3 separate regions of the Mus musculus genome follow, and regions 2 and 3 are each linked to region 1. The links are chromatin loops, found by intact Hi-C in ENCODE. Cell type or tissue: left cerebral cortex. All regions are shown on one strand.

Region 1 (8,000 bases):
TGTCTTGAGACCTTCAGACTCTGAGACTCCAGGGTCCCCTCACCACACTTCCCTGACTTGGGGCCAGTTTGATTCCAAGACTACTTGGCCTAGTCGGCATTTTGAGGCGCTGGTTCAAGAGCTGGCCAGACTGGATCCCTCTTTGAGCCGTACTCTTGCCGCCCAGCCCGGTCCAGAGCCACCGCAGGGCCTGCTGGATGGGCTTTTTCCTGTCGAAGAGATCCGAAGTGCGATGAGGCCAGCCCTTGAGGAGATGGGAGAGAAGGCTGCTGGCGCATCGGAGGAAGGGTGAGCATTAAGGACTCCTGATTCTGAGTATCTGCAGTCTAAGGCAGAAAGATTCAGAGAACTTTGGCTTTGTCCTCAGGTCTTGTGGACACCACCTCACGCAGGACCTGCAGACTTCCCAAGAGGCATCAAGGTCTGAAAACTCTACCCCCGACCCTGACCAATCAAGTGGCCAGGAATTCCCAGAAGGAAACAGCACCCAGGCCAAGAAAGTGAGTGGGGGAAGGGGTGGGGTGGGTAGGGGGATGGAAGCTGGGTGGGGCCGCGGCTTAGTGTCTGGTTGGAGAAATCCAGACTTGGCCCAGTTTTTGAATACTTAGGCCCTCCCGGTAGGTGGAACTAGCCCGCCTCCTCCAAAAGATGCTGCAGGATCTTCACGCTGAGCAGGAGCGACTGCGGGGGACCGCCGCAGACTGGACCCAACGCAACGGAGCTCTAGAGGCTGCTGTGAGCCAGGCCTGTACACCCCGGGAGCTGGAACGGTTCCGCCGGTTCATGACTGATCTAGAGCGTGTGCTTGGTCTGCTGCTGCTGCTAGGCAGTCGCCTGGTCCGTGTAAACCTCGCCTTGGCTAGGGCGGGCTCAAACAGCGACCCTGATGAGAGGGTAAAATAGGTTGAGGTTGGGGGAAGAGCAGGGTTTGGAGGGGCCTTCCTTCTACCGCCCGGATCATCCGGGAAGCAACGGTGTTCACTGCGCCCTCTCCCGGTGGTTCCAGGCCTCTCTGCTGCAGCGACTCCAACTTCTGCAGCGACAGCAAGAAGAAGCTAAGGAGCTGAAGGAGCACGTGGCTCGGCGGGAGCAAACCCTGCGTCAGGTGTTGGAGCGGGAGCTGCCCGCAGAGCATCTGCGCTCCTATTGTGTGCTGCTGGCCTCCAAGGCCAGGATCCTGTCACAGCAGCGCAGCCTGGACGATCGAATCCGGTTCCTTAAGGACCAACTGGACACTATCTGGAGCGACCTCAGCCATCATCCCCTTTCTCCCAGACTGACCTGGGCCCCAGCAATCCGTCCTCTAAACAAACAACCTTTTCTTGCTACCCTTATCTAGTTACATGTAGCGGAGGTGGGAACATTGTCCCAGGCTCACCCACAACTGGGGCGATGCTTTATAGAGAGCTTTCCCTTGAGGGAGTAGGGAGGAGTCAGACCAGGCCTTCCTAGGACACATCTTCCCACGGTGTTCTCCTGTGACCTTATTCAAGTTTGTAATTCTTTGGGAATTTGTGGGTCGTAAAAACTGCAGTATTCAAAGCCTGGCCTGGTGGTGTAGCTGTACTCCCCGCTATATGGGAAGCTGAAGATTTCAAGTGTAAGGTCTATCCGGGCTACAAAGGGAACTCAAAGCCAGCCTGGACAACTTAGGAGACTCTCCCTCAAAATAAGACGTAAAAAGAGGGCTGCAGGGTTTCGGGTTAGGTATACAGGGTTGGGGGAGGTCTGCCTCCACAAAAGACAGAAAAAAGAAGTCTGCAGGGGTGGGAGTTGGGGATACAGGGTTGGGGGTGTGTGTGTGTGTGAAGAGATGGACCAGCAGTTAAGATCACGTGCTGTTCTGCCAGAGGACCTGGGTTTTATTTCACGCATCTATGGTATATGGCCCACACCCGTCTGTAACTCCAGTTCCAGGGAATCTGACACTCTCTGGTTTGCACACAGGTAATGCACAGACATACATGCAGGCACAACACCCCTAAATAAACAAATAAATATAAAAGTAACTTAAAGAGAGGGCTACAGATAGAGCTGTAGAGTGCTTGCTTGCCATGTGTGAGAGTCTGGGTTCAAGCCCTCATAGAGCGACCACAAAAACAAAGCACAAGCCGGGCGTAGTGGTGCACGCCTTTAATCCCAGCACTTGGGAGGCAGAGGCAGGCAGATCTCTGAGTTCAAGGCCAGCCTGGTCTACAGAGTGAGTTCCAGGACAGCCAGGGCTACACAGAAAAACCCTGTCTCATAAAACAAAACAAAAACAAACAAACAAACAAAAACAACAACAACAAAAACAAAAAAACCAAAGAACAAAACCAAAAAAAAAAAAAAAAAAAAAAGCATGAGGAAGGATTATAAACCCTGCACACTCCCGTGTGATGGCGAGTCCCTCTGTCAGAGTTGGTGGGAGGCAGGAGGGTCAAGAGAGAAGAAGCTTAAGGTATAAACAAGCATTGCATTTTATATTCTAATAAACTCTCTAAGAGGAGCATGCATTGCCTGCAGCCGACAAGGGAAACTAACACTCTCTCTCTCTCTCTCTCTCTCTCTCTCTCTCTCTCTCTCTCTGTGTGTGTGTGTGTGTGTGTGTGTGTGTGTGAGATTGACAAACTCCAGCAACAGTCCAGGCTGACCAAAATGGAAGAGAGACTTGGTAAAGTGTCAGTCTGGCTCAGCAATGTCTGAAGAGACTGGAGAACCAGGTTTGAAAGCAGGAGGGGCTGAGGGGCATTCCACTGACCCCCACCCCCACCCCAGCAATTGCTAACTGCCCTGGTAACTGGATCACCACACAAAAGCATTTGCTATAGAAGTCTGATAACCTGAGTTCAAACCCCAGATTCCACAGAAGAACCAACTCCCAGAAGTTGTCTTTCTTTCTTTTTCTTTTTTTGTAATTTATTTATTCTTTTATGTATGAGTACACTGCTGCTGTCCTCAGACACACCAGAAGAGGGCATCAGATCCCATTACAGATTACAGATGGTTGTGAGCCACCATGTGGTTGCTGGGAATTGAACACAGAACCTTTGAAAGAGCAGTCCATGCTCTTAACCGCTGAGCCATCTCTCAAGCCCCAGAAATTGTCTTTTGACCCAACACAAATGCTGTGGCAGTCACACACCCATACACAAACACATGGTTTTGTCTGACCCTTACCAACTAACTATGCCTCCAAAATAAATATAGAAAGAAAGAAAGAAAGAAAGAAAGAAAGAAAGAAAGAAAGAAAGAAAGAAAGTCTGCTGAAGTTAGAGTCTGTCATCATAGCATTTGCCAGGCTGTGTGGAAGGTTTTTCTTGAGAACCATGAGTTACAGATGAAGATGAGGCCTGAAGTCCCAGAAAGGCAGCTAGGGCTTGTACTGTATTTAGAGAAGACTGATCCTGGGGTGGTATGTGATGGTCCAAAACACAGGACAAAACCGGCTCCATTTGTTCAGCCCTATGTACAGACAACCAGCTTTGCAAATTAACATGAGACCCGAGTCAGTATATCAGTTGCAAACAGCAGGGATAAGAATATTTTCTCTCAAAGGCTCAGGGTATTTTTGGAAGTTGGGCACATTAAAGGGCGCGTGTATGTGTATTTAAAGCCAATGGGCCTCAGAGCGAAAAAAATCTCTGCTTCTGGGCTTGTTTTCTGATGTGTATTGTCACTAAGTGCAAATGGCTGAGAACTGTAAATGGCCCTATTCATACTAAAGGCATCAGTTGCAACAGTCGGGCTATTGAGCACAGAACAATGTTCTCATTGTGATATTTTATAAAACGCATATGGGGCTCCTGCTGAGGCCATTGCAGGTCTAACGTTATGCTTTCCTTGTGTCGCCTTGAACCCTGTGGGCAGGGTCCGGGCACTAAGGTCTCTTGGAGGAGCCTTCTGCGTGGAAGCTGCTGATCTCTGCCTGTTGCCCTACGCAATTCCCATTTGAAACATCATGCTTCTGTTATGATATTCTTAGAAACACACCTAACACTGTCCACTCAGCCAATGGAAAGTGTGTATTTCAAAGCATTTCTGGCTTATGGGTGGGTATAGGGACGACTGCCATCTTTAGGCTAGAACAAACCTTGGTTCTGCGCCAGATTTTTCGAAGGGGAAATAACGAGATTTCCGTGCTCAACCCTGACAGTTTTTGAGTCACAGTTCCAGAGCTGGTCCTTGGGTCCAGCCTGATCTTGTCTCGTTCTTGCCTCAGTTTTTATCCTGTCCAATCGGTGGTTTCTTTTGAGGGCACTCAAGAATTCACAGCAGAGCATCGCAGACTTCAAGACTTTTGGGGGGTACTTGGAACCTGATGCGTTCGTTGGCCCTGCGATACACCGCCAGCAGATGGCACTGTTCCCTTATCATGGAAGCTTCCACCCACACCGTGGCCACCGGCAGCCTAGGGAGCTCGCACAAGCTCCAGTCTAGATACCAGGACTTGGCCTGGCTCTGATGGGCAATGTCCCTGTTGGGCTTGAAGGCTGGAACTGAGCCTTTTGCTTCTGTCAGAAAGAAATTCTGGCTAGCTAAGAAGGAAAAGGCTAGCTTGCCTTTCACTGCCAACAGGCCTGCGTTGGAAAATTGTTGACTAAATGAGATGTGCCGAGGAGAGAAGCTGGGGATGTGGGCCCAGAGCATCCGTTCAAGAACGTATCTGTCCGCTGCCTCCGCAGTTTGAGCAGTGATTCGGTGTCGCTCTCTCCCTCGGCTGCTGGAGGCGGCGCTCTGGGCCTTGCTGGATGTTTGGCTTTGGCTGCTGTTGCTGGGCAACAGGCATCACCGCGGCCTCCCTCCCGCTCATCCCGCCCCCGCTCTTCCACCTCCTCCTAAGAATTTAATTGGTGTACTTTTTACTTTAATACTGTAAATTGGAAATGGAATGGGGAAGCTATGTTCTTCGGCACCCCAAGCTGTCGAGAACATTCTGCTCGTTACAAAACGTTCCTCAGTCAGTAACTAGCGGAAACTCTGGGTCCTCACAGATACTGATGGAGGCACTGGCCATTCAGATGGCAGAGGCTCCCAGGGAAGGTTAGGGCAAATGCTCTGTACCCAGAAGAGGTGAATGGTGGGATAAAGAAGGACTACACTTTCTGTGAAGAAATCCTCTCAAGATTCCTGGTGTTACTGTCACAACTCAGCCACCACGCTTAGGGGGCTACTGTCTGTTATCTTTGGTATTTAAATCACTCAGCTTTTCCACCAAGAGAATTTGGTTCCCCACCCCCTCCCGGGGGGGGGGAGAGGAATGGATAAAGATTTCTTCTTTCTCTTCCCCCTCCCCCTCTATGCTTTCTCTTCTTTTCCTGTATCCCCCTCTTCCACTTCCCCTCCACCTTGGATCCTCTTTCAACTCCTCCTCCTCCTCCTCCTCCTCCTCCTCTTTTAGATTAATTTATGTTCACTATTTTCTTGCATGCGTGTCTGTGTGCCACATGCGTGCTTGATGGTGCCTTTGGAGATCAAAAGAAGGAGGAACAGGAGTCCCTGACTTTGGAGCGGGAACCCCTGACTCTGCAGCAGGAGCCCCTGACTCTGGAGTGGGAACCCCTGACTCTGGAGCGGGAACCCCTGACTCTGGAGTGGGAACCCCTGACTCTGCAGCAGGAGCCCCTGACTCTGGAGCAGGAACCCCTGACTCTGGAGCAGGAACCCCTGACTCTGGAGTTACAGATAGTTGTGAAGGGCCACGTAGATACTGGGAACAGAACCCAGGTCCTCTGCCAGAGCAAGCAGGGATCTTAACCACTGAGCCACCTCTCCAGCCCCTGAGAGCATCTTTACAAAGATTGGCAGGTGCTTTCAGCTCACTTGGTGGCAGTTTAGATGGAGAAGGTAAGGATAGTAGAGGGATGTGAGCTAAGAAAGACGGTATTCACTTGGGAGGCAGAATCAGGAGGATATGTGTGAGTTCAGGGCCAGTGTGGTCTACAGAGTGAGTTCCAGAACAGCCAGGGCTACATAAACAAACCCTGTCTTGAACCACCACCCCACCCCACCCCCACCCCCCAAAAGGGAAGGAACAAAGAGACATAGCTCAGTGATTGAAGATACCAGATGCCAATCCTGACAACAACCCGGTTTTATCTCTGGGACCTGTACAGCAGAAGGAAAGAGCTAACTCCTGGAAGTCATTCTCTGGCCTCCACACATGTGCCATCTCTCTCTCTCTCTCTCTCTCTCTCTCTCTCTCTCCCTCCCTCTCTCTCTTTCTCTCTCTCTCTCTCTCTCTCTCTCTCACACACACACACACACACACACATGCCCATACACATGCACATAACATAAAAAAATTAATAAAATATTGAAAGAGTGATATTGTTGGTTCTAAAGAGGATGGCTATTATTTTGAGACAAGACCTCAAGTACCCCAGGCTAGCCTTGAACTCTGTATATCAATATTCAGGATGACATTGAGTCCCTAGTCTTCTGTCTCACCTTATGGGGTCACAGGAATGTACCCCTATACCCACCTGATGATTTTAATTTATTTTTTTTGAGAAAGGGTCTTACTATTTAGCCCTGGCTCGCCTAGAACTTATCAATGTAGACCAGGCTAACCTGGAACTCACAAGAAATACTCCTGCCTCTACTTTCTGAGTGCTGGGATTAAAGGCAGGCACTATTATGTCTGCCTTAGATTTAAATATGTATATATGTACATGTCTATTTAAATACTATTTAAATATATGTATGGAAGGAGGAGAGAGAGAGAGAAAGAGAGAGAGAGAGAGAGAGAGAGAGAGAGAGAGAGAGAGAGAGAGAAGACCAGGGGAGGACATAGCTGAAGTAGCAAGGTTAGAACAAGAGTGAGAAACTAGGGGAGGGAAGCCCATGAGCTGGAGAAGTTTAGGGTAAGAGGCAGGGTGAGAAGGTCCAGGATGCTAGCACTGACTCTGTAACAGGTTCTTGTAATACTGAGGGAGCGTGGAGGCCATCATATATGTTAGTATGACAATGGGCACTACAGATAGCCACTTGACCTTTCTACCAGTGATAAGGAGGCGGACTCCTTTGGTAGTTCCTGAGAAATGCTGGCTTTTGTCTAATTGACAGAATTTGACAATGAGACCCTGTCTCAAAAGGAACAAAAAATATTATTTTATGTATATGGGTGTTTTGCCTGCATGTATGTGCCTGCAGAATCCAGTAGAGGGTGTCGGATCCCCTGGAACTGGAGTCACAGATGGAATGGGACCGGAAGCTGCCATGTCAGTGCTGGGAATAGAACCTAGATCATCTGGAGAAGCAGTCAGTGCTCTTACCTGCTGAGCCACTGCTCCAGCCCTGTTGATCCTATTTTAATTGCTACCATACAAAAGTGGGTTAACTCCCCTTTACATTTTTCCTAATAGAATGAAGTATGTTTGTTTGCAAACACAAATGTGGGTTTTTTTTTTTTGGGTTTGGTTTGGTTTGTTTTTGTTTGTTTGTTTGTTTGTTTTGTTTTGTTTTTTTAAAAGAATGATGTAAAGCAAATCCTGGAAACAACTCAGCACCCCCAACCCCTGCCCATAGGTTGCAGATCTCCGAGAGTCCTAACTATTCACTTGGTGTCGCTCCTTCTCCCGCAGTCTGCAGGATGGGAACTGCCAGTCTTTCATCCCACAGAGGACAGAGATGGAGTGTGGAGAATAGCCCAGAGTCACTGTTTTCGTGTCTGGTCCTGTGATTAAAAACAAAGTAAGGGAGTGAGGCTTTAATCAGAATGGCAGTTCCAGGGTGCAGTCCATCTGGGCAGAGAATGCAAGGCCGCTGGTGGTTGGAGCAGCTGGTCACACCGTGTCCAGACAGGAAGCAGAGAGAGATGAATGTGAGCTTGTCTCTACTCAGCTTCCTCTCTCTGTTTTACACAGTCCAGGATTCCCTGCCCAGGGTGTGGTCCCACCCAAGATCAAGTCATATAATCAAGGTAATTTTCAGAAGCCCATCTCTCTAGATGCTACCAGATTCAGGTCGCCAACACTAACCCTCACAGTCAATGAATGGGTTTAGGGATGATGCTATGC
Region 2 (8,000 bases), 380 kb after region 1:
TTCTGGGTTTAGTTCCCAGCACCACAATACATACATACATACATACATACCATACCATACACACATACTAGGCCAGTGAGATGGTTCAGAGGGCAAATATGTAACCAAAAAAAAATTTACAAATAAAACTACTGACTCACTGGAAGTTACACCTTATAATGTGTTTAAGAGTGACCCCAACACTCCCTCTATTTTCCAAGCAAGGGAATGAAACCTAGAAATTAAATTGGAGACACATTTAAGCCACACCCCTTTTTACATGTTTGGCCTGTGTGGGGGTGGGGGGGAGGGAAATTCACTTCTATTCCAAAGCAGACCATACCAGCGGAGGAGCTCCCTAAAAACAGAGCCCAGTGCAATCACCAGTATTGCAGTCTCAGTGAAGGAAGGGCTGCCGGAAGGAAAACACAATTCAACTGAAAACTGCTAAGTGGTGACTTCAAAACAACCCACCCGGAAATGCCTTATGACTGTGTCCCCGCCTGCTCTGTCCTTCCCCAAGGCGCTCACACCTGTGTTTTACTCAAAAGCAGCAGCCCAGCCCCAGGGCTTTCTAAGGCCGGGTGGGCAAGAAGCTGAACACGGGCACACAGAGGTGGTAGGGAGAATTCCAGCCACCCATGCTGTAGACAGGGGCAGGCTCAGGGAACAATGTCCTGTAGCTACCCAGCAGCACCCCAGGCCCCCAAGCTACATCCCAACTTCTGCTATTTCTCTCCTCTCTCTGGTCCTGGCCTCCACTGCTCCTACTCCCCTGTTCAGTCCACCTTGGGAAAGCCCTGGGAAGAGTCTCCACTCTCAACAACTGCCCATTCTCTCCAGAAAAACCTCAAGACCCATACTTTCATTTCTTGCTTATTTTTTAAAAAATTATTATTACAGTTGTGTGTGCAGGTTTTTTGTTTGTTTGTTTGTTTTTAAAGGAAAATTAAAAAAACAAAACACTCCCCAAATCACAAATTCATAGTTGGGGTGCCTACTGACCCAAGTCAGGCAGCATGAAATGCCCCATTTGTCCCAGAGGTTCCTGGTTCATAGCAGTCAGTCAGACATGTTTGGGAAGACTTGTATGAGAATCTTAGCTATCTGTGACCAGCGCTTAACCAACTCAGATAACACCCATCCAGACATCTGCAAGCACTTAAAAGATGAAGACTGCTCCCAAAGTCACTGACTGGGATAACAGCTCACTTGCAGCAAGAATTTGGTTCTTTTGTATCAGTTTCTAGAATGAAGCCAAGCCAGCTATGCCCCTGGAGTTCAGTGTTTGTTGGTGTGAGTCCCTCAAATGTGTCGCAAAACCTCGGTACAGAGGAGGGCTTTTCAAGTTTTAAAAGAAAACTTTTCCAAGCTGGGAGGTGGTGGGGCACATTTTTTTTTTTAAGATTTGTTTATTTATTATATGTAAGTACACTGTAGCTGTCTTGACGCACCAGAAGAGGGCATCAGATCTCTGTTACAGGTGGTTGTGAGCCACCATGTGGTTGCTGGGATTTGAACTTCGGACCTTTGGAAGAGCAGTCGGGTGCTCTTACCCCCTGAGCCATCTCACCAGCCCCCGGGGCACATCTTTAATCCCAGCCTGGGAGGCAGAGGCAGGTAGGTCTCTGTGAGTTTGATGCCATCCTGGTCTACAAAGGGAGTTCCAGGATAGCCAGGGAGACGAAACCCTGTCTCAAAACCAAACCACCACCACCAACAACCCTTTCCAGTTTGCAGAATGGAATCTGACACATTTTACCAGCTAGCTGCACCATCTGTCCTCTAACTGGTAATTTGTTTGTTAACTTTGTGGTGCTGGGGCCGAAGCATGCAGACTTGGACATCCTAGGCAAGCATTCTGGCTCTTGTGATGCGACTTCAACCCTTAACCAGTAAAATCTGAATCATGCAGATCAGGGAAGTTTGGCCAGGGTGTTTCAACAATTTGGGTTAAAAGAAACGGGACAGACAGTTGAATAAAGGATAGTAAGTTTAAAGTCAGGTATAGTTTGAAGATTATGTTTTTGTTTCTCGTTAATTTCACTTTGTTTTTCTGGTCAGTATGAAGACAAATGTGGTTCATCTCCCATCCACTGGAGGCCAAAGGGGTAAGAAACCAGGGGTCTTGGGGCATCCTAACTTGTTCTGTAAGTCACAGTTCGTTCTCTCTCTCTCTCTCTCTCTCTCTCTCTCTCTCTCTCTCATTTTTTTTAGGTGCTGGGAATGAAACTCAGGGTAGGCCAGTTCCCTGGGTGACACCCCTAGCCCTGACTTCTGTATTTCTAACTAAAGAATAACATCACCACCACCACCAGCCGTTGTTTTTTTTTCTACCACTGAGCTACATCTCCAGCCCTAATATTAGCTGTTTAAAAACATGTTTGGGGGCTGGTGAGATGGCTCAGTGGGTAAGAGCACCCGACTGCTCTTCTGAAGGTCCAGAGTTCAAATCCCAGCAACCACATGGTGGCTCACAACCATCCGTAACGAGATCTGACGCCCTCTTCTGGAGTGTCTGAAGACAGCTACAGTGTACTTACATATAATAAATAAATAAATCTTTAAAAAAAAAAAAAAACATGTTTGAAGTTCCATTTTATTTTGTGTGCCTGTCTGTGTGCACTTGTAAGCACCACAATGGACATCAGAGAACATCTTGTGGGAGTTGGTTCTCTCTCTCTGCCATGTGGGTCTTGTGGACTGAACTCAGGTCTCTGGACTTGGCGGCAAGCACCTTCGCCTGCTGAGCCACCCCACGTCCATCCCCCTCCTCCTGGTAGTAATTCTTTCTCTAGGCTATTGACTGTGCTTGAGAATAAACCCACTGCCACAGATAGCCAAAATGAAACAGCAAACAAATGAAGACAATTTAAGAGAGAGAAGAGAAAGGAACTAAACTGCATGGTGCCCATCTTCAAGCCCACCACTTAGGAGGCAGAGGCAGGCAGATCTATAAGTTGGAAGCCAGCCTGGTCTACAGAGTGAGTTCTCAGACAGCCAGGGCTACTGTTGAAACTCTGTTTCAAAAAAAACAAAAACAAAAACAAAACAAAAAAAAAAACAAAGCGAGGAAGGAGGGGTGAAGGTAGGAGGGAGCAGGAGAGGGAGAAAGAAACTGGATTGTAAACAAAATACATCAATTAAAAAGTTGTTTTGGAAGGCAGGAGAGATGGCTCAGCGGTTAAGAGCACTGACTGCTCTTCCAGAGGTCCTGAGTTCAATTCCAGCCCCCACATGGGGCTCATACCCATCTGTAATGGGATCCCATGCCCTCTTCTGGAGTGTTTGAAGACAGCGATCATACTTGGAGAGTCTCACTACGTAGCCCTGGCTGTCTGGGAACTTACTATGTAGATCAAGGTTTCCTCAAACCCATAGAGATCAGCCTGCAGCCCTAGAACTAAAGATATGAACTATTATGCCCAGGCCCAAATTTAAATACTTTTTAAAAATTAGTAATTTTAGGCAAAAGACAAAAAGCAAACTTGATTTACAAAATACCTCTTTCTTCCAACCATAAAAACCTCACTCTTTTTTTGTTTGTTTGTTTTTTGTTTTTCAAGACAGGGTTTCTCAGTATAGCCCTGGCTGTCCTGGAACTCACTCTGTAGACCAGACTGGCCTCGAACTCAGAAATCCACCTGCCTCTGCCTCCCAAGTGCTGGGATTAAAGGCGTGCAGCACCACCGCCCAGCAAAACCTCTCTCTTAAGCAGGGTGTTTGGTAAAATTAAGATCCAACATTCCAGCTGAGTGTCTGGAATTCCATAGGATGAAGACAGTGTGGAGCAAAGCTGACCCAGGTTGGGGCTGAGCAACAGGGACCACCAAGGTTGCTGCTGATGTCACAGGAACCTTCTCAGGTGGGGACTTAAAGGGATCGCAGCTGAGGGACAGTCATCACACCAAGCCCAGCAGGTGAAATTCAGGGAGGGCGGGTAGAAGGAAGGAGGGGTGCAGTGACTTTGGCATGAAAAGGCAGAGGTAATCTCAACAACAATACAACATTTGGTAGAAACACTAACAAAATGGGATTAAAAAAAAATAGACCACCAGCCCATTCAAGTCCACTGAGTTTTCTTTAAAGCGTTATTTTTTGTGCCTGTGCATGTGCACAGCTGTGTGTGTGTGTGCCATGAGAGGCCCGAGGAACACATCAGTCTCTGGAGCTGGAGTTCCAGGGGTGGGTTATGAGCTAGGAACGGAACTCATGTCCTCTAGAAAGAAAAGGATGTGTTCTCCACCCGCAAGCATTCGCAGCCCCTGAGGTCTCTCCAGCCCCTCAAAGGACTGAAGCACAAATAAGGTCTTAGGGTAAGTAAGCTATTAAACTAATGGGTTGTGGGTGGGGTGATCAAGGGAGTAGTCTGGCCTTAGGGCTGACAGAAATCGGGATCTGGTGAGCCAGGATAAGTCCCCAGTGGACCCTGAAGCACTACAGAGCAGCTGTGAGAGCGACTAAAGAGCCTAGCACAGATACCTCACACTCCAACATACCACACACCTGCTGAGCTACTGGGGTGCACTTTCCCCACTCCCACCCGGAGTCCTTCATTCCCTGCAACATTAAAAAGATAGCTGGTTTCACAGATTATGGTTTTGTAGACGAATTGTGAATATCAACTAACAACTCCAACACAGAACACATGTGGTTCACATCAGCGCCTACAATCTAACGCAGGAGGCTGCAAAAGCTCACACTCACTCGGGGCTGGCTTCCAGGCAAGTCTTCAGAAGGAGGGAGTCCATTTTCTTCTTTCTTGGCTGTCCAGCCTCCTGACATCACAAGGAGGCCCGGGGCATGCTGCCACCTGCAGGCCAGACATAGAAACACTTAAGACTGACCCAGAGCACTCAGCTAAAGCCACCCACCAAAGCAAGCTCTTCTGGCCCTCCCTACCTCCCTGCCCTTTCTATTTTATTTTATTTTATTTTATTTTATTTTATTTTATTTTATTTTTATTTTGAGACTGGGCTGTGTAGCGCTGGTTGGCCTGGAACTTGCTTTGTGGACCAGGCTGGCCTCAAACCCACAGAGATCTGGATGTCTCTGCCTCCAGAGATTAAAAGGCACAGGCCACCACACCTAGCTGCTGTTTAAATTTTATTTTTTAGACCTTGATATCAAAGCTGGCCTGAAACCTGTGATCCCCCTGCCTCATCCTACGAAGTGCTGAGACTGGGGGTAAGTGCCGCAACATCTGGCAAGTATAAACATTAAAAAAATATTACATGTATGTATTCGTCGACTTGGGAGGGGAGTGTGTGTGTTGGCATGTATGCTCTACAGCGTGTGTGTGGAAGTCAGAGGACAACTTTCAGGAATTTGGTCTTTCCTTCTACTCTGTGGGTCTTGGGGATTGAACTCAGATTATCAGGGTAGAAGAGAAGTGCCTTTACCCCACTGAGCAAGCTTGCCAGTCCCATCCAATTTTTCTTTCTTTTATTTTTCTCCCCCTAACCCCAAGATAAGTCTTTCTACATAGCCTGGCTATCACAGAACTCACTGTATAGACCAGGCTGGCCTCCAACTCAGAGATCTACCTGCCTTAGCCCTCCAAGAGCTAAGATTAACACACCAACCCACAGACATTTCTTAATGACAGCAGCTAACCCACACGCAGCTGTAGACCACATGCTTGGCTTTTATTCATTTATTGAATCCTCAGAGCAACAGGTGAATGTTTTTTAAAAGGTCTCCACCAGTCAGCCTAATGTCAAAATTAGGCTGGGTGATTAAAATGAAGAATGGGGATATCAGCTGATTTCAAAGAGGTTGGTGAGAAATGGAAACCTGGAGATGCTGAGTACCCTGGAGGCTGTTCCCACATCTTCACGAATACAGCACCGCCCTGGTATTTGGGGTGAGAGATGCATACACACAAGATAAATTTCTCCTCTCAGGGCTTCCACTCTACTACTAGAGGTAACACAGGAAAGATGGTAAATGCGGAGCAGGAGCTACACAATGGCTCAGTGGGTAAGTACCTGCACAGGAGCAAGCAAGCAAGCAAGCAAGCAAGCAAGCAAGCAAGCAAACAAGCAAGCATCAAGACCTGAGTTCGATTCCCCAGAACTCATGTAAAGCCAGGTGCAGTGGTGCATGCATCTATACTCCAAACGCTCCTATGGGGAAGCAGGAGATGAGACAGGAGAATCACCAGAAGCTCACAGGCCACTTAGCCAGGAGGGCACAGCACAGAGGCAACCAACCCAGACTCTGCTTCCAGCAAAGTGGAAGGTGAGGACCATAGGCTGAACTTGTCCTTTGATCTTCACACATTCACCATGCCTTGTATATGCACACACACACACACACACACACACACACACATCCATAATACACATGTGCACATGCACACTCACAGACACACATGCTGAGCACGAGCAAAGTATAGGCGGTAGAAAACGAGATCAACAAACAAATCTCGTGTATATTCCTTTGTCTTCAAGAGCTCCCTGACCATGTCAGGTTTTGCTTGCAACTGCATGTCGGGCACCTGCTAGGGATACAATCATAGGCAAGCTTTAGCCAGGCTCTTAGCTCCTATGGAGTCTTTACATAGTAACTGTGGTCCCTGCCGCCTAGAGTGTTACCACAGGAATATTTGCTACTCTCTGTAGAGTGAGGACATCTTGGGTGGGGTGGAGACCTGCAGTAGGGAGCATGCTCTGTGTACAGGTTAGGTCACAGACAGGAAGCGGTGTGGAGGCAGCAGGCGGCTAAGAAGGGGCGTGGCCAGCCTTTCAGTGCACTTGATGCCAAACAGTCGTATCCTCTGTGAACCACAGCAACTCTCAGGGTCCTGGGCAGAGAGGAATAATGTGCTCAGATGTGTGTTTTTAAAAGATTATGCTAGGTAGTGAGTTGAAAGGCAATCATCTCTCCAATGATGTGGATGTCTGAATTCCTGAGACTGTCATATGCTCCTGCACACAGACAAGGGGGTGATGCAGATGTGAGTGAGTGTCTTGAGAAGGAGAGAGCATTCAGGTGAATGTATTAATCACAGTTCCTCCTTAGGGGTTCCTGAAAGAATTCGATACTGCCAGACTCTTCCAGAACCCTTAAATAATGACTGTGTTATTTTAAGCCACCGAGTGGTGTGTGCATGAGCAAATGACAGAGGACAATTTGTGGAATTTGCTTCTCTCTCTTATGTGCGATCGAACTCAGGTCCTAAGACCTGGATAGCAGCAGTGGGAGATGATGAGGCTGTGTGTCAGAGAGCAGCCTTCGCTTCAGTGAAGAGCCAGCTCTAGTACCCGGAAAAGACTGGGAGATGATTAGGAAGGCTGCTTCCCTGCAATGTGCCCCCTGCTCCAGTCCCCTTGCTGCATGCAGGGTCACAGGGGCCTAACTGGATTCTAAGAGCATAAAGAGACCAAGGCCTGCCTGCAGATGGCAAATCTGGCAGACTTAGGGGCAGGGGAAAGTTCACTCTGTGTGTGTGTGTGTCTATGTATGTATGTGTGTTAATATATAAAAATGGTTTGTTTGCAAATGGTATGTGTATGCCTGGTGCAGGTGGAGGCCAGAAAACAAAGCACTAGAGCCCCTGGAACAGGAGTGATGGAACCATGAGCCACCATGTGGGTACTGGGAATTGAGCCTGGCTCCTCTGAAGAACAGCCAGTGCTCTTAACCACTGAGCCATCCCTCAAACTCTCAAGTTTTTGTTGTTGTTTGTTTTTAAATTTTACATGTATGTATGGATGTTTGCCTACATGTAGGTCTGTATAGCACATGTATACAGTGCCCATGGAGGCCAAAGGAAGACACTGATCCCCTGGAACTAGAGCTACAGACAGTGGTTTGCTACCATATGGGTGCTGGGAATTGAACCTCTAGAAGAGGAGCCGTAACTCCTGAGCCATATCTCCATCACACTGGTTCTTGAAACAAGGTCTCATGTTTCTCAGGCTGGCTTCAAACTCAAGTAACCAAGCATGATCTTGATCTTCCTGCTTCTGCCTCCCAAGCTGGGGGATTAGAGGGGCTTGCTATCACACTTTTTA
Region 3 (8,000 bases), 160 kb after region 1:
ATGAGACAAATCGACCCTCACATGCTAACCATTGAGGCTGGGTAATGGGTTCCTCAGGGGTATTTTGTAAATATTTGACATTTTTAGAATAAATCCCTTAGAAGGTGGGGAGGTGGCTCAGCAGTCAAGAGTTTGTACCGTGCTTGCAGAGGGCCCAGTTAGGTTCCCAGCACCCACATCAGTTGACTTTCCACCACCTGTAACTCCAGCTCCCAGGGATCGGATGCCCTCTCCTGGCCTTTGGGGGCATTGCACACACACACACACACACACACACACTTTTAAAAAACAAAAACAAAACAAAACAAAAACTGATTTGGGGCCAGGGCATGATGGTTCATGCCTTTAATACCAGTATTTGGGCAGCAGAGGTAGGATGATCTCTGTGAGTTCAAGGCCAGCCTGGTCTACACAGCAAGCTCCAGGACAGCCAGGGCTACGTTGTCTCAAAAACAAAACAAAACTAGAAACAAATAAAACCAAACCAAAAAAGTTGATATGTGGCTCAGAGGCATAGCTCAGTGGTAGTGCACATGGGTAATGTGTGCAGCTCTGCAGAAAAGTGTGCATGGGTTTATATTTAAGTACTGGGCTGGGAAGATGTTTCAGGCTAAGAGAGCTTGCCAAGCAAGCGTGAGGGCTGGGTTCAGATCCCCAGCACCCATATAAAAAAGCCAACGTGGTCCCACAGGCACCTGGGAACCCCCTCACTGTGGAGATGGGGACAGAAGAGTGACTGGGATCGCTGGCTGCCAGCCTAGCTCCAGGCTCCGTGAGAGACACTGTCTTCAGAAGAAGGGAGATACTTGACCTTCTCATCTGCCTCTACATGTTGTACACAGACATTCATCCTCTACACAAACATAGAATTCATAGAAACTGAGTGTGTATATTAAGAGGCAGTAGATATCGTATGCATGTTTACTTTATATTATATAAAGTATAAACATGTAATTTGCATACACACCTCTCCAGAATTAGACTCTCCCCTCTCTACTGCCATCCTGTCCCACCCGGGTCTCTACAGGAACCTGATAAGCAGTCTCCCTGACCCTGCCCTTTGCAGCCCTCACTGCCAGAATGGCTCTGCTAAAATCTGATTCAGATACGGCTTGGCCTCAAGGTCTTAGACATTTTTCACAGTCCTCAAACTCCTGTCCCTCCTACCTATACCTCCTGAGTGCCGGAGTTAGGCTTCATGTGCTGTGCGTCTGTCTGATCAAGACTTGGGTCACTCCAGTACTCTTGTTTGATGCTTTGGTCTTGCTAATGCAAAGAACGTCTCTCACACAGACTCTCTCCAGCCAGCCAGACCTCTGTTTTCACCCATCTCACGAGTGAGGTGTACTTGGCTTCCTGTGCTCTGCCCCAACCACTGGCCAGTGGCTTCTCCTCTGTGGCTTCCGAGGTGCCTGGCACCTCTGTGCTGTTGCTCTATGTTGTCTCACTGTCTCACTGGATGTAACCTAACCTTGCTGTGCTCAGGAACCAGATCCGTGGTACCTGGTAAGGCTGCAGTGAATCCCTGAGGATGGATGGATGGATGGGAGGATGGGTGGGTGAGATGGATGGGTGGGTGGGTAGATGGATGGAGCTCTGCCTCAGAGTGGCACCTGAGACTTAGCCCAAGCAACAAGTTCTGCAATTTGGGGACACCATGGAACTTAAAGCCAGAGTTGATTTAACTCTGAATTCTTTCCCTGAGCCTTTGGCTGCATGTCTTCTGCCTATGTCTTCGAAAGGTCCAGATAAGGAACCATGATCACAGACATAGAGAGGACCCTACCAAAGTACATGCACTAGAGAAGAGGGTGTGTGGACAAGTGTCTGTGTGGCCTTGGGCTCCTCTGTTTCCTGAGATGCCTGGGACGATTTCTCACGAGAGAGAGAGAGAGAGAGAGAGAGAGACAGACAGACAGAGAGAGACAGAGAGAGACAGAGAGAGACAGAGACAGAGAGAGACAGAGACAGAGAGAGACAGAGACAGAGAGAAACAGACAGACAGAGAGAAACAGACAGACAGAGAGAAACAGACAGACAGAGAGAAACAGACAGACAGAGAGACAGAGACAGACAGGCAGAGAGATAGAGACACACACACAGACACAGAGAGACAGAGAAAGCACAGTTGACATCAGCAGCTATTCTCCTCTGTAAGGATCATGTGTCCCTGCAGCCTCAGCCTCAGGCGAGGAGAAGGCACTTCTGGCAGGGTTACAGCTGTGGCCATCCCAGGCCGGATCCTTTCCTGGAATTGCTGAGAGTTCTAGGACACTGTCCTGTCTCCAGCCCAAGTCCTGATCTGTCCCTTCCATGGACCTCAAGAATGTGCTGCATGCCAGGCAGTGGTGGCGCACGCCTTTAATCCTAGCACTTGGGAGGCAGAGGCAGGTGGATTTATGAGTTCAAGGCCAGCCTGCTCTACAGAGTGAGTTCCAGGACAGCCAGGGCTATACAGAGAAACCCTGTCTCGAAAACAAAAACAAAAACAAAAAACAAACAAACAAACAAACAAAAGAGTATGTAGCAGGGAGGAGAACATGGAGGAATAAAATAGATGAGAAATTGCTTTTCCCTCCGGATATCCCTGGAACTCCTTAAGAGCGGGCCTGGGTAGGGCTAGGAATCAGCCAGGAATCACAGGTGGCCATAACCTGGCTGCCCCATGAGGGCTGCTGCCGCACAAGGGCTGCAGGAAGAGCAATGCAGCCCCCACACACTGGTCCACTGTGATGCTCAGAGCGGAGATGACGAGGTTTGCTATATTTAATTTTGGTGCCTGCGTCACCTCTGACCACACAGCAGCCCAGACAGAGCAGGGCTGGGGGAGTTTCTTAGGCCCTCTGCGAGGGGATCACTTTCCACTCGAGATGGCACTGTGGAGGGGGAGGAAGAGAGAGCAACAGAAAGTGAGGTCGTAAGTAGAAAATTGCTTCTGGGATTTCGAGTGGCTTCGTCATGGGGCCCTCCCTGGCTGCCGAGAAATCAGTTGATCTGGGAAAGTTCGTTGCAAGCCATGCGCTCTGTCGCTTTTGGGTGGAGCCGAGAAATGAATGAAGATAATGAGGCCTCGTGACTTTTAGTTTTCACAGTGAGAGGGGGCACTGTGGGGGAAGGTGGCTATGGACACAGCTCTAGGCCTGACCAGCCTAAAGTGCGGGACCAGACAACCGGGGTTCCCCATGGTCAGGACACTCAGCCTGGTGCGTGGCCAGCAGCACCTGCCACCATCTCAGAGGAGAGGAGGGAAACAGACCTGGTACCCACTGACCAGCTGCCTGCAAGGGGAAAGGCGAGGCTGCAGCGTAAATGTGACAGTGGATGGCTTAATTAGCCCCATCCTCCTAGCTGTCCTCAGACACCATTGTCTGACATAGGCCTAGTCCTCTGCACAGCTCCTCTGCATACTGAGCAGAGAAACCCCTGAAGTGACTGTGTTTTCAACACCTTGCCTGAGTAGCAGAAGTGTTTGTTTGCTGTGGAGTTCAACGGAAATTGAATCTCATTTCTCACCTGAGCCCCCCCACCCCCCACCCCCGTCCCTCTCGCCTTCAGTGAAACCTCCTGAGCCTGGGGTGCTGAGGGGCAGCTCGCCCTACGCTCTGACCAGCTCTGTCTCCCACTCACCACAGGCTCTCAGCTCTCTTCAGCTCCCCTGTCTCTGGCCTTGCTGAGAGTTTCTTTTGCATATTAGAGAAAGTGCCCAGTGGCTTCCTAGATGTCCAATGGCTCTTCTAGGACCTAGAGTCAAGTTGATGCGTCAAAGTTAAATTTCTCCTGCTTCTTCCTCCTGCTCTTGCTCCTACTGGGACACCTCCTTGCTGTCAGCTTTAGCGGCTTTGTCTTGTGACAGTGTAAGGCATCCTCTGTCCCCAAAGGGCCCAGTGCTCCCTATTGAGAACCACAGGTTCCCCCTCTGTCTGAGGCACAGTGTAGAAGTGTGAAGAATTGGAGCTGTGGACAGGATGAGGATATGACTAGCTGTGGACCCCTAGTGGTGAGACTTGGAATGGCTCCATATGCATCTTGTAGAGTGAAGGCTCCTTTTGGAACTGGACTGGAAGAGAGACCTCCTTCATTTAAAAAATGAGTGTGTGTGTGTGTGTGTGTGTGTGTGTGTGTGTGTGTGTGTGTGTGTGTGTTTATGTCTATGTGTCTGTGTATACACAAACGTTTAAACGCATGTGCACCTGTGCAGCTCCATACGTATGGATGGAGGTCAAAGAACAACTTTTGGTTCTTGCTTTTGACCTTACTTTTTTTTTTTTTTTTTTTTTTGAGGTGGAGTTCAAGACAGGGTTTCTCTGTGAAACAGCCTTGGATGTTGTTGAACTCAACTTTACAAATCAGACTGACCTCAAACTCACAGAGATCTGCCTGCCTCTGCTTTCTGAGTGCTGGGATTAAAGGTGTGTGACACCATGCCCAGTTGAGATTGTATTTTCTTATCTTACATGATAAGGGTTTGCCTGCATGTATACCTCTGTGCACCATGTGTGTGCAATACCCGTGGAGGCTACGAGAGGGCGTCAGATCCTCTGGGACTAGAATTATAGTCTTGTGAGGGCTAGGCATTAAACCTAGGGTCTCCAGAAGATTAGCCAGTGCTCTTAACCAGATGGCTCTGAGCCATCTCTCCAACCCTGTTTCTTCCTGTTTCTTGAGGGACAGCTGTTCCATGGGTTTCAGGGCAATTCTCCTGTCTCCATCTCCTGTATTACTGTAAGAGCACTGGCATTCCAGTTGCTCTTCCTGTGTCTGACCTTTTGTACAAGTTCCAGACATTGAGCATAGGTCATCAGGCTTGAATAGCAAGAGCTTTTTATCCCCCTGAACCATGTCCCTTATTTCAGACAGACAGGCTGACACTTTGGCCAGTTAGGGGACCTGGGTAAAGATGAAGCTATAATCTATTCACAGAAATATTTTTGAGAAATATTGTTCTTGGGGCCTGGAGAGAGGGTTCAGTGGGTAAAAAGCTTGCCTTGAAAGCATGAGGAAAAGGGCAGGGGGTGCACACTCGGAACTTCAGCACGGGGGAGGCAGAAGTTAAAGGATCTTTGGGGGTTGCTGACCAGCCAGCATAGCCTAATAAGAAAAGTTCTAGATCAGTGAGTGAGAGACATATAGAGAGCAGGTAGACGGCTCCTGAGGATAACACCCAAGGTTGTCCTCTAGCTTATCTACACGAGTGCGCACGCACACACACACACACACACACACACACACATGTATACACATGCACACAGTCACACACACATGCACACTCACACATGCACATACATGTACATACATGGGTACACACACATACACACACACACTCATACACACATGTATATATATATGCATACACAGTCACACACACATACACACACACACTCATACACACATGTATATGTATATGCATACACAGTCACACACACATGCACACTCACACATGCACATACATGTACATACATGGGCGCACACACATACACATTTCACCCTTTTTTAAAAATAGCAAAGCAAGCTGGTCAGTGTGGCGCACATCTTTAATATCAGCACTGGGGAGGTAGAGGCAGGTGAATACGAGTTTGAGGCCAGCCTGGTCTACATATCAAGTCTCAGAATAGGCAGGGCCACAGAGAGAAACTCTTGTCTCAAAAAAAACCAAAAACCAAAAAACAAACAAACAAAAAAAACCCCAAGAAAACAAAAAAACAAAACAAAAAAAACCCAAAACAACAACAAAAGCAAAAAACCAACAAAAAATGGTCCATTTAATCTTTGATTTTAGACCATGGGTAGAGAAGGAGGAGAGAAGGCCACTGCTCACCCCGAACTCTCCAGCAGGGCTCCCAGCAGGAAAGATGGAGGAGACATCCTCTTCCCTGCCTTTGTAAGTTCTGTCTGGCACCATGTCCTTCAGTACTCAATCTGGGTGGCCGGTGCTGTGCCAGCACAGATAGTCCTCAGAAAAGGTGACCTCTCTGGCAGGACTGGAAGCCAGTCCTGCCCTGCTATCCATATTCCCTTTCTTGCAGAGTAGCTGGCTCTGGGCGCTATTGCTTGGTCTCTTCTGCCTCTCTTCTTTGTCAGCTGTGAGGCAGGAAGGGGAGACTATTCCCCATGCGTTGGCTAAGTTGCTGCCATGTCATCTGGTGTTGCTGGGTTGACATGCAACTTTGAGTACTGGAATCTCAGATCTGGCCTGTTCCAGGAGGGCTCCTGCTGTCATTCAGAGTTTGAGCGGTCCCTGACCCCCACCCCACGCCTGCCACACAAGTTTCCTGCCCTTCTCAGTGGCTTTCCGCTCTGGGCAGCACCTCCCAAGGATGCCACCAGACATCATGTTAGCTAGCGCTTACTGATGCAGCCGTTCCCAACACTCCAGCTTGCGGGCCAGCAAGGGAGAGGCAGGCCACCTGCTCTGAGGTGCTGTCTTCCATGTCTGTCTACCCTAGTCCCCACATGTATCTGGTCCATCCCAGCGTACAAAACTGAACAGTTTGTCCTTAGAAAGTAAGTGGTGAATGTCTCATCACCAGGGGACATCCAAACAGGCAGTATACTGGAAAGAGCCATGCATTTAGGCGGGTGACTTTTGAAAGAGGAGGCAGAATGTAGCCTTTATTTCCTCCCAGTACATGCCTTGGACGAGCCTCCTGCCCGCATCATGCCTCGGGCTCTTTTTGTTGATGTTGTTGTTTTGTTTTTTTGTTTTGTGGTGACAGGGTTTCTCTGTGTATCCCTGGCTGTCCTGGAACTCACTCTGTAGACCAAGCTGGCCTCGAACTCAGAAATCCGCCTGCATCTGTATCTGCATCTGCTGGGATTAAAGGCGTGTGCTACCACTGCCTGGCTCAGTCAGTGCTCCTAACCACTGAGCCATCTCTCCAGCCCATGCCTCGGGCTCTTATGTGCCCTCCTAGGGTGGCAAGGGAGACCTGAGACTGTGTGGGTGGTACAGACAAAGCTGGCCAGTCATCAGGAGATACCCAAGAGGTTCCCCGCTTGCCCCAGACATTTCCTGGCCCAAGCTCCCCCGGATCCCCCACAGTAGACAGGGGGCGTGTCTCCTCGGTCGGCCACAGACCAGAGGACTTACTCTCTCTCAGCCCAGGTCCTGCTCATCACTCCTCCTATCTCTCCTTTGAGCAGCCTACCCCACACTGGGCTCCTCAGTTTGGAGCCCACAGAGCAGCATCCCCCAGGGCCCCCCAAAAAAAGACAGCCAAAGCAGGCAGGCCTATCTGTCACCATCTTTATTTCCGGTTTCTAGTTTGACAGTCAATGAAAAGTTTGTTCAGTGACAAACCCACCACCCTCCCCCCATTCACTACACATCACCTTGAGTGTAACAGGCCATTCTTCCATATATTATTAACTCTTTGCTAAGCTATTTAATACTTTAAATATAAGAACAAAACAATAAGTTATTTCATGGCTGAGGGCTGGTTGCTGCCGTGGCAGACAGGAGTGTTGCTCTGGCCTCCCCTCCCATCTCCTGCCTGGGGTGAGACCTGGAGGCTACAGTGAGGTAGCAGAGTTATGTATACAGTAATATTGCCAGGGACCCCAGAGCCCACTGCTTCAATGCTGGAGCCCCCAGGGCATAGGCAGCAAACCATGTCCCCACCGGGATACTGACAGACTCATTTAAATAACACACAACCATAATAAATAAGATCAAGAAGAAATGTGCTCAAGCTGCTGCCTGCCTCAGTTGCCCTGTGTGGACCAGGCCACAGGCTGGACTCACGGTCTTGCTGCAGTTTTCTGTAGGGATGGGATGGGGCGGCGGGGGTGGGGGTGGGGTGGGGGTGTTGCCAGGCTGAGACCCTGAGCACTAGGCAGGCAGTGCAGGCTGAGGCCAAAGCTGAGGCATCTCCCTTCCTCCTCAACCCTCCTCCCTGCCTCTCCCCAGCAAAGTCTGATGTGAGAAAGGAAAATGAGTCCACAGCTGAGATGCCCAGGGATGGTCTCTCCTCATTAGAAGGGGCCGTGGCGAAACAGTTGCT

The links. Hi-C counts contacts between places; a loop is a spot of excess contacts. Peaks named below come from ENCODE experiments on the same cell type or tissue, not always from the same donor. Only the 100,000 strongest peaks of a DNase experiment are listed, where the experiment ranks them.
Region 2: a loop joins it to region 1, with 3 times the contacts of the local background. A loop is called at or near these places in 6 of 42 quality-filtered maps.
Region 3: it touches region 1 in a loop (3-fold over the local background); 19 of 42 quality-filtered maps call a loop at or near these places.

What each region holds. Positions count from the first base shown.
Region 1 is chr11:53,465,757-53,473,756 of GRCm38, forward strand. Shroom1 (shroom family member 1) reads left to right here. Exons shown (of 8, transcript NM_027917.3): 5 at 1-288; 6 at 368-500; 7 at 622-894; 8 at 1,007-2,010. The coding sequence ends at 1,339. Among named protein-coding and RNA genes, the nearest start is that of Sowaha, 10 kb to the right of the region's middle. In left cerebral cortex, CTCF peaks have their summits at 992 (motif pointing left), 2,945 (motif pointing right), 4,333 (motif pointing right) and 7,119 (motif pointing right); DNase peaks (open chromatin) are centred at 726, 1,013, 4,083, 4,375 and 1 more place; H3K4me3 peaks cover 1,154 bases; H3K27ac peaks cover 4,552 bases.
Region 2 is chr11:53,845,319-53,853,318 of GRCm38, forward strand. It overlaps Gm12216 (predicted gene 12216), which reads right to left. Exons shown (of 4, transcript NR_033332.1): 2 at 4,687-4,792. It overlaps Gm30785 (a long non-coding RNA gene), which reads left to right. Exons shown (of 3, transcript XR_879845.2): 3 at 2,044-2,386. Among named protein-coding and RNA genes, the nearest start is that of Gm30785, 9.1 kb to the left of the region's middle. In left cerebral cortex, CTCF peaks have their summits at 1,396 (motif pointing right) and 4,793 (motif pointing left); a DNase peak (open chromatin) is centred at 4,770.
Region 3 is chr11:53,624,094-53,632,093 of GRCm38, forward strand. It overlaps Il13 (interleukin 13), which reads right to left. Exons shown (of 4, transcript NM_008355.3): 4 at 7,230-8,000. The coding sequence ends at 7,972. Among named protein-coding and RNA genes, the nearest start is that of Il13, 6.6 kb to the right of the region's middle. In left cerebral cortex, CTCF peaks have their summits at 218 (motif pointing left) and 3,988; a DNase peak (open chromatin) is centred at 3,989.